Regions from separate parts of the Mus musculus genome. Here region 2 is linked to region 1. The links are chromatin loops, found by intact Hi-C in ENCODE. Cell type or tissue: heart. All regions are shown on one strand. Links, peaks and the distances in the headings refer to the core of each region. The heading gives the core; the rest is flanking DNA.

Region 1 (4,370 bases), core at 1-4,000:
TTTAACACCAATGGCAGCCAGTCAGTGGTGGCACATGCCTTTAATCCTAGCACTTGGAAGGCAGAGGCAGGAGGATCTTTGTGAGTTTGAGGAAATCCTGGTCTACAGATTGAGTTCTAGGACAGCCAGAGCTACAGAGAAACCCTGTCTCAAAAAACAAAAACAATCAAATCTAGAAATCAGTATATACAAAACCAAATTGTGACTGACTCAACTGTTTGATGCGAGTTCATACTATAAGGCTTAACTGCAGCCAGAAACTGCATTAAAGTCTGTCTCGTTGAAACAGGGCTTCATGTAGTCCACGATGACCTTGAACTCTGGATCCTCTTGCCTCCACTTCCCCAAGGCTGAGATTACAGGACTATATCACCACTCCAGTTAAGGGAAGTACTGGAGCCCAAACCTATATGACCTCATGAAAGCTCCATAAACTGGGCTACATTCCTGTGAATGTCTGAGTTAGAATGGCCCCAATCAGCTCATGGTTTTGAATACCTGTTGCCTAGTTGAAGAAACTATTTAGGAAAGATTAAGAGATACGGTCTTGATAGAAAAGGTGTGTCGCTTGGAGCATGCTTTGAGGCTCCAAAAAGTTCACACCATTCCCAGTCTCAGTCTCTGTTTCTTGCTTGTGGAACAGGTGTAAGCTCTCGGCCACTGCTGCAGTGACATGCCTGCTTCCCCGTTGACATCACGGTCATGGACCCTAACCCTCTGAAACTCTAAGTTCACAATGAACTCCTGTATAAGTTGACTTGGGTCATGGTGTCTCATCACACAGAAAAGTAACTTAGACAATTTGCTAGCTCAAGAGCTATTTTCTTTTTCTCTGTCTGTCTGTCTGTCTGTCTCTCTTTCTTTTTGGAAACAGGATTTCTCTATGTAGCTCTGGCTGTCTTGGAACTTATTCTGTAGACATGGCTAGCTTCAAACTCAAAAGAGATCTGCTTGCTTCTGCCTCCCCACATGCTAGGACTAAAGGTATGTGCCACCACACCTGGATAAAAGCTAATCTCTCTCTCTCTCCTCTCTCTCCCTCTGGTTTTACAAGACAGAGTTTCTCTGTGTAGCCCTAACTGTCCTGGAACTCATATGATGTCCATGAGCCTCTCAGCCCCCACGTGCTGATGCTACATGCGCTTGCTCCTTCACAGTTCCACAATGGGACCAACCCTAACACTGCAACCAGGCCTGGAATCCCGTACTGCTCAAGGCCACCACACTGGAGTCTAACTGCTCTCTTCCCAGAACTGTCTGTGCTTCCACAGGACAATAATACTTTTGCCTATCTCTGTCCGATCTAAAGGAAGGCTTTCCACACTTGTAATGGGCTATGCACATTCTCTCCCTCTTACCTTGGTTTACCTTGGAAATGTTATAGCTTATAGCTATCCTACAGGTTCTGATTATAGTGAACGCATCCCTCAAACTTCTTCAAATGCCTAGCACATGGACTCTAAGAGAATATATGCAAATGGGATGCACAATAGCACTACCTACTTAAAGCACTACCTAACTATAGTCTGTAATAGTAAGATCCCCACCTCAAAAATAAAAACAGCCAGGTGGTGAACATTTTTAAGGAGGTTTAGGGAGTTCCAGGACAGCCAGAGATACACAGTGCCAATTGTCTCAAAAATAAAAATAAACATAAAAATCAAAAAAACTCATCTTCTTAGCCAGGGGCAATAGAGTGAGCATGCAATCCCACTTGCTCCAGGGACTGTGAAGGGAAGATTCCTGGAGCACAGCTTAAGATAAGCTTGAACAGGAGAGCAAGATCCAGTCCCAACAATAACAAAAATCAAGTTAAGTTCACTTTCCAAGACAGTAAGTCATACATTTGCTACAGCACCTCGAAATTTTACATACGGAAAGCTAAGATGTTATAACTCTTAGAAGCCCAGAGTATCAGCCTTTACCCTTTTCCCTTGAGGAGATTTAGAAAAGGGAAGTTAGCTGACATAGTGGCACACTCCTTTAATCTCAGCACCCCGGGAGGCAGAGACAGGGTCAACAGAGTGAGTTCCAGGACAGTGAGGGTTACGCAGAAAAAGCGTCTCGGGGATATAATCCCCACTAAGAGGGGTTCCCGCCCATTATCTTGGAAGCAAGAATACCTTCTCCAAGACCCCAAACTCAAGAGGCAAGAGGCAGTCACGGGAACGCAAATCATGTAAGTCCTTTCATCCTACAGAACAGAAGAAAATACCAGAGGGGAGGGAGAGGCGTACAGCTAAGACATCAAGGCGAAGAACCTACACTCCACGAAGGTGCCAGCCGCAAGAACCACGACAAACTGCCGCCCCGCGACGGGCAGGTCCCGCTACGCCACCCGCTGGCAACGTAAGCGCTGGAGACCCTGACGCCCAGCAGTAAGCCTGCGGGTTCTTAGGTACCCGGTAAAAAAGTGGCACTGCCCGCCGACCCGGGCGGCGGCAGCGCGCGGAGGGGTGGGGTGGGGTGGGTGTTTCTCCCCGCTATGGGTGCCCGGGCTGGAAAGGACCGCGGGGGGGGGGGGTCCTCCCTACAGAGCGGTTCGGAGATTTCCTGAAAGAGCCGCCAGAGTCTGAGCTCTCAGGGCGCGACCGAGTCTCCGGTTAGGGTCCGGGGGACGCTCGCGACAGCTCCGGGGCCCTGCGGTCGCGGTAGCGTTGGGTCGGGGTCTCCCGGAAGGGCTGGGGTGTTACCACGGAGCTGGGCCCGGGGTCTCACCGTGGTCCTGGTTGAAGCCGGCGTACAGCAGCCCGTTGCCGTGAGGGTTACACGGCAGGAGGTTCATGGCGCCGTCGTAGGGACTGTGGCTCCTCAGCACCGCATACCGCTCGCAACCAGGCGATCTCTCCGGTCGCGCGGCGCTAGGGCCGCCGCGGCCGGAAGCCAGGGTCCTGGGGACTTGCGTCGTGCGTGTGTCGTCAGTGCTGCGTCATCAGTGCGCGCGGATCTGTGGGCGCGCGTGCGCGCAACCAGCAAGCGCCGAGGGACAGACGCGTCCACTGCAGGGAAGTAGGTGGCGGGAAGTAGGTGGCGAGGGCTCGCCGGGCGCGTCCATAAGGGGCGGGGCAGGACGCAGCCGAGGGGAAGCTGCGGAGAGAGCTGGGTGCCCCGCACTCACACAAGCAGGGCAGGACTGATGGGACCAAGGACAGGGCAGAGAAGAGACTGCGCCAACGCTCCTGCCCACAACACAGTCTCCTGAAACCCTCACCGCGTTCCCACGATACACATCGTGTTCGACCAGAAGCAGCCTTCGTGTAATGGTACCTGCATTTTCCCCGAGAGACAAACACAGACAGACTATCCCCTATTTCTTCCCGAGCTTTCCCAACCATCTGACACGTCCTCTCACAGACACAAATTTCCAAAGAGACATAATAGGACATAACCTCACAGAAAAGATCCCCAGACCTCGCGACTGTTGTTTGGGGTGCTCTGTTTACAGGGGTCTGGGATGGCTCTGGAAGCTGGTGCTTTCTCCTCTCTACTACAATTCATTCTCTGGTTCCCTCTCTCCTCACTGGCTTCTCCCCTTACCTGTTTACCATCCTTTCCCCCAAATGAAGACTTGTAGCGTCTTAGGATTCAAGAAGCTTAAGCAGAAGGACCCTAGTCCCACACAGCCCACCATTCATCCCATCAGCACTGAAGAGGGGAGGGGAAACCACTTCAGGGACTGTCCTTTCATCTCTCTAGTTATGAACCTAAGAAAGGGCAGCTGAGGCATGAATGTTCAAGCCCTAAACGGTCTCACCATCTGTGAGAACATTTGCACAACAATAAGGTGGCTGTGAAGGTCCTGGCAGGATGTCTTGATAGTTGGCCACTGTCAAGGAGGCCTTGTTCCTTCGGGTTTCACTGGCTTACACACTCACCTGCCTCTCTGGATATCTATTCACCTCATCTCCACAGGGCTGGATGACCCCAGCTTCAGGCCTTCAGTGGCTCAGATGGCTACACTCCTGCTTCTCTAAGGACATTGTTATTATGTATCTGGAGACTCAAAAAATGTTAAGACATTGTAAATCACTAATAAAAACTTAGGGTATCCAAGCTTTATCTTATTTCAGTTTTCCTGTTGTTTAATCTCTCATAGGGTCTAGCTTCCTAAGCAGCAGGACCAGAAGAGAGACCTATACTTGAGCCTTTATAACGCCAGAATGTTGTGGTGGCTTTGTTTTGGTTTTTGGTTTTTGTTTTTTTGTTGGCAAGGAGTGACAAGGGCTTCATCTCTAGGGAAATGTCTGGCCACAGCTCTAACAAACCTCTGACACTTACCAGGAGCCACATGAGAGCGTGTTTCTTTCAGTACTTCCACTTTATCTTGTTGAGACAAGGTCTCATTCTCTAACCCTGGAACTCACGATGTA
Region 2 (4,390 bases), core at 229-4,228, 310 kb after region 1:
TGATAAAACACTCTGACCAAAAGCATTTTAGAGGAGAAAAGGCTTTATTTGAGTTATACTTCCAGGTCACAGTCCATCACTATGGAAGTCAGTGCAGAAATCAAGCAGGCACCTAAAGCTTAAACCTTCGAGGGGCACTACCTGCTGGCTCACTCCCTGGTTTATGTTCAGCTAGTTTCCTTCTACAGCGCAGGACCACTTGCCCAGGGAATAGGACCATTCACAGTGAGCTGAGCCCTCCTCCAGCAATTACCAACCAAGGAGATCCCTCACAGACAAATCCTTTAGATCAAACTGATCTGGGGAATTCTTCAATTGAGAATCCCTTTGAGGTGACGCTAGGCAGTGTCAAGTTGACAGTGAAAGCTAACTAAGACAGAAGGAAGCCTCAATGTTGCTAACAGCTGGCTTGTTGTCAGAAACCAGAGGCACGCGTCACAGAAAGAAGACTGTCACCCAAGATTCTCATTCTAAAAAGTGAAAGAGAAATGAAGGCGTTCCCAGATAAACTAAAGTTGAGAAAATCTGTTGATAGCAAATCAGTCTTAGAAAAATCCTAAAGTTCTTAAGGCTGAAAAAATTGGCAAACTCTCAATCCACTCAAAAGCCACAGCACCAGTAAGGGCTGAACAGGTAAGTATAAAAGGTAATGTGAACACATAGCTTTTCTCCTTTCTTCTACTAACTGACTTAGATAGCAACTGTGTAAGGTGCCAAGTAGGGAGGGAGGTGACTCACATGTAGGTTTGTGCCCCTCAGAACCCATGTAAGAAGCCAAATGAAGAACCTGGCTAGGTATACTCACTAGAGTGACATAATCTCTTAACCGTTCATGGCAACCTCCGATGCACTGCTATAAAACCCAGGAAAGGCTGAGCAACCTGGAACTCCAACTACTTCCTTAAGATAGCCTAATATTTAGGTAATCATCCAAAATGCTTCATTGTGGGGCAGAAAATGGGGGCTCCAACAGACATGCATGTTATTCCCAGGGAAGTCTGTGGTGCTCTTGGCCAAGAACAGTGCAATGCCCAAAGACATCCCAAGGGCATCTGGAAAACAAGTCAGCTCTTGAGAAACAGTCGCTTCATTGTTGGAGAAAATTGGGCTTTGTGTTAAATAAGAAAAAAAGACCTCAATGAAATGGAAGACACGCTACTGGCCAATAAGATGCAAGCTGCCACCTGCACTGGCACCACTGCCCCTGTAGAGTTATTGTGGTCCCAGGACACTGGTCTTAGGCCCACGAAAACCTCCTTCCTCCAGGCTTTAGGCCTTAACACTGAAATCTCTGGGGGACACGACTGAAACGCTAAGTGATATGCAGTTGGGTTGATCAAACAGCAGGTTGATCAAACAGTGGCAGCGTGTACAACCGAGTGATTGATATCACATTAGGAACAGTATTGTTGCTTCTATGGGAAGGTTTTTATGTGATGTTTGCCTCAGTGCTATGCAATGAGTACAAGCAGGTCCTGGCTTTGTCTGTGGAGACTGAGTAGACCTTCCCTCCTTCTGAAAAGGTCAATTCTTGACTGACCCAGCTGCATTTGTGGCTGCTATCCCTGTGGCTTCTGCCATCAACTTCTTGCTGTTGCTGGAGGCCTAGCCAAGCCTACTGCCAAGGAAGAGAGGGAGGAGTCCAATGAAGAGGAAGGATTTGGTCTCTGAACAATAACCCACAGCAACCAACTCAACCAGTTTTCTAAAATAAAGAAAGCTAGATGCAATGGTGTGTATCTATAAACCCAGCACTCCTATGGCCAAATGGGAGGCAGTGAAAGGAGAATCACCCAGAAGCTTGTGAGCCGGCCTCATTGCAGTGCAGGTGAGAACCAACTCCTAAAAGCTGTCCTCTGACCTTCACACCAGTGCCATGGCAGGCACACTGGCTCTCAAAACTCTTCCCCAGGGCTGGCGAGATGGCTCAGCAGGTAAGAGCACTGACTGCTCTTCCAAAGGCCCTGAGTTCAAATCCCAGCAATCACTGGTGGCTCACAACCACCTGTAATGGGATCTGACGCCCTCTTTTGGCGCTGTTTGAAGACAGCTACAGTGTACTTATGTATAATAAATAAATAAATCATTCCCCCACCTCACTCAAACATGGGCAATGGCATATGACAATATGTAAACAACATATTATTAATATTATAACCTATAGAAACTATAGCTGTTGGGGATCAAAAGATAGATGGCTCAGCCATTCAGAGTACTGGCTATTCTTGAAAGGTACTGAGTTCAATTCCCAGCACCCATAAAGTGGCTGACAACTGTCAGTAACTCCAAGTCTGAGGACTCTGGTGTCTTTTTGTGGCCTTTGATGGTACTAGGCATGCACAAGATACCCAAACATACATGCAGGCTCAATGTCCGCACACATAAATAAAATGAACTTAAAATTGTTATAAAATTATCCTTCAAAAATAAAGGAATCAAGAAATCCCAAATAAACAAATACTGAAGACGTTTGTGGATTGCCCACAGGGACAGAGGGGAATCCTGGGTAAACAGGGACTTGAAGCCAAAGAATGGGAACAGATAAAGCTAGGGAGCAGGCAAATATAAAAAAGACTGCACTGTCATGTTTTCATCTGTATGTATTTGCTACATGTCTTAAAAGATAACACATAGGACAACATAATCTATATCAACAGGCACAATTTATAAACGTACCTCTATGGACACACAACAAAGATGTAATTTTTGTAACATCAAGTAAGGAGTTGAGAGGTGTGAGGAACTGAAGCTAAAACGCTATTAATTCAACTTAGACCAATGGTGAGTGACTATTATAATCCCTGTATTAACTAATTACAAACACATAGAAAGGGAATAAGGGAATCAAACATAATACCAAGGAACAAGTAAGCAAAAGAGAGAGAGGACACTGAGAAATCAGAGCAGTTGATAGCAAATGTCCTCCTTATCGGTGAGGTACAGTTATATTTAAATGGATTAAATTCTCCAATTAAAAGGTAAATAGTGGCAGAACAATTAATTTACTTGTTTACTTATTTAGGTTTTTTCAGACAGGATTTCTCTGTGTAGCCCTGGCTGTCCTGGAACTTGCTCTGTTCCCATGCTGGCCTCAAACTCACAGAGATCTGCCTGCCTTTGCCTCCCAAGTTCTGGGATTAAAGGAATGTGCCACCACTGCCTGGCTAAGGCAGAACAATTTTTAAAACTGTTGTTCATTAAATTATATTCATTAAAAAAACAATAGTGATATATTATTTTAAAATATACAGTTAATATATTTAGAGTTATTTAAATTTTTTATGGAGAAAAACGTATGTATTTTCAGTATTGCTGTAGACAAGCATCTACATAAGACTGTTCAATTGATTGTTTTGTATCAAACAACTTTTATAATACTCATTTTTATTGTTAGGATATTTTATAAATTTTAAAGAATATGATTAAAGACAATAGGTATGGCAGCTATTAAAGGGAGGAGGTCTCTGGGAGGAGTTGGAGTACAAAAGGGAAAGAAAAATGTGATGTGAGTATGTGAGTCTATTTACTCAAAATAGGTTGGTTTTTTGTTGTTGTTGTTGTTGTTGTTGTTTTGTTTTTTTTTTTTTTTTGGTTTTTCGAGACAGGGTTTCTCTGTATAGCCCTGGCTGTCCTGGAACTCACTCTGTAGACCAGGCTGGCCTCAAACTCAGAAATCTGCCTGCCTCTGCCTCCCGAGTGCTGGGATTAAAGGTGTGCGCCACCACGCCCGGCCTTCAAAATAGGTTTTTAAACATTAACAAATTCAGATAAATTGAAATTATGTATCTTTTCTCATCATAATGCAATAAAACTTAAATAAAAAGAATTACTCATCTAGACAGCTTACATCTGCAATCTCAGATTTTGGAGAAACTGAGGCAAAAGAATCCCAAGGTCAAGGCCAGCCTGAGTTACACAGTAAGACACTGTCTGAAAACAAAATAATAATAAACTAAGAAATGACTCCTTTAAATGTTATAAGAGATCCAAAGGCACACAGTGAGCTGAAAGACTGTGTGTAAAAAATATCCGAGGTACACTAATCACAAAGAAATCTGGGTGGCTGTGCAAATACCAGATAAAACCAACTTTATTCCTAAATGATTTTAAGAAACGAGTAAACAAATAAAATCCAACATCATTATACTGATAAAAGGATCCATGGATCAAAAAGACAAAAATTATGACCAGAGAGCCTCTGAGTAAATGGAGTAACAAAGTAACCAATATAGCTAGATGAGAAAAAAGGGAAGACTCAAACCACTGAATTGTATCACTACTAGCCTTGCCAAGGGCTCAAAGGGCTAAGGGTGTCAGAAACCTGAGTAAAGCCGAGAAACTTCTGACATACAAACCAAAAAAGTAAGGACTCAGGAACAAAGGGAAGAAA

Evidence for each region. A loop is a pair of places that touch in the nucleus more often than their neighbours do. Peaks named below come from ENCODE experiments on the same cell type or tissue, not always from the same donor. Only the 100,000 strongest peaks of a DNase experiment are listed, where the experiment ranks them.
Region 2: a loop joins it to region 1, with 2.8 times the contacts of the local background. A loop is called at or near these places in 1 of 42 quality-filtered maps.

What each region holds. Positions count from the first base shown.
Region 1 is chr11:121,351,509-121,355,878 of GRCm38, forward strand. Wdr45b (WD repeat domain 45B) reads right to left here and starts at 2,939. Exons shown (of 10, transcript NM_025793.3): 1 at 2,719-2,939. The coding sequence starts at 2,785. In heart, for the core only: a CTCF peak has its summit at 2,345 (motif pointing left); a DNase peak (open chromatin) is centred at 2,963; H3K4me3 peaks cover 2,593 bases; H3K27ac peaks cover 2,074 bases.
Region 2 is chr11:121,662,918-121,667,307 of GRCm38, forward strand. The region is part of intron 3 of B3gntl1 (UDP-GlcNAc:betaGal beta-1,3-N-acetylglucosaminyltransferase-like 1); the gene reads right to left. It also overlaps the pseudogene Gm18479. Among named protein-coding and RNA genes, the nearest start is that of B3gntl1, 8.0 kb to the right of the region's middle. In heart, for the core only: no CTCF peak of the experiment used is centred there; no DNase peak of the experiment used is centred there.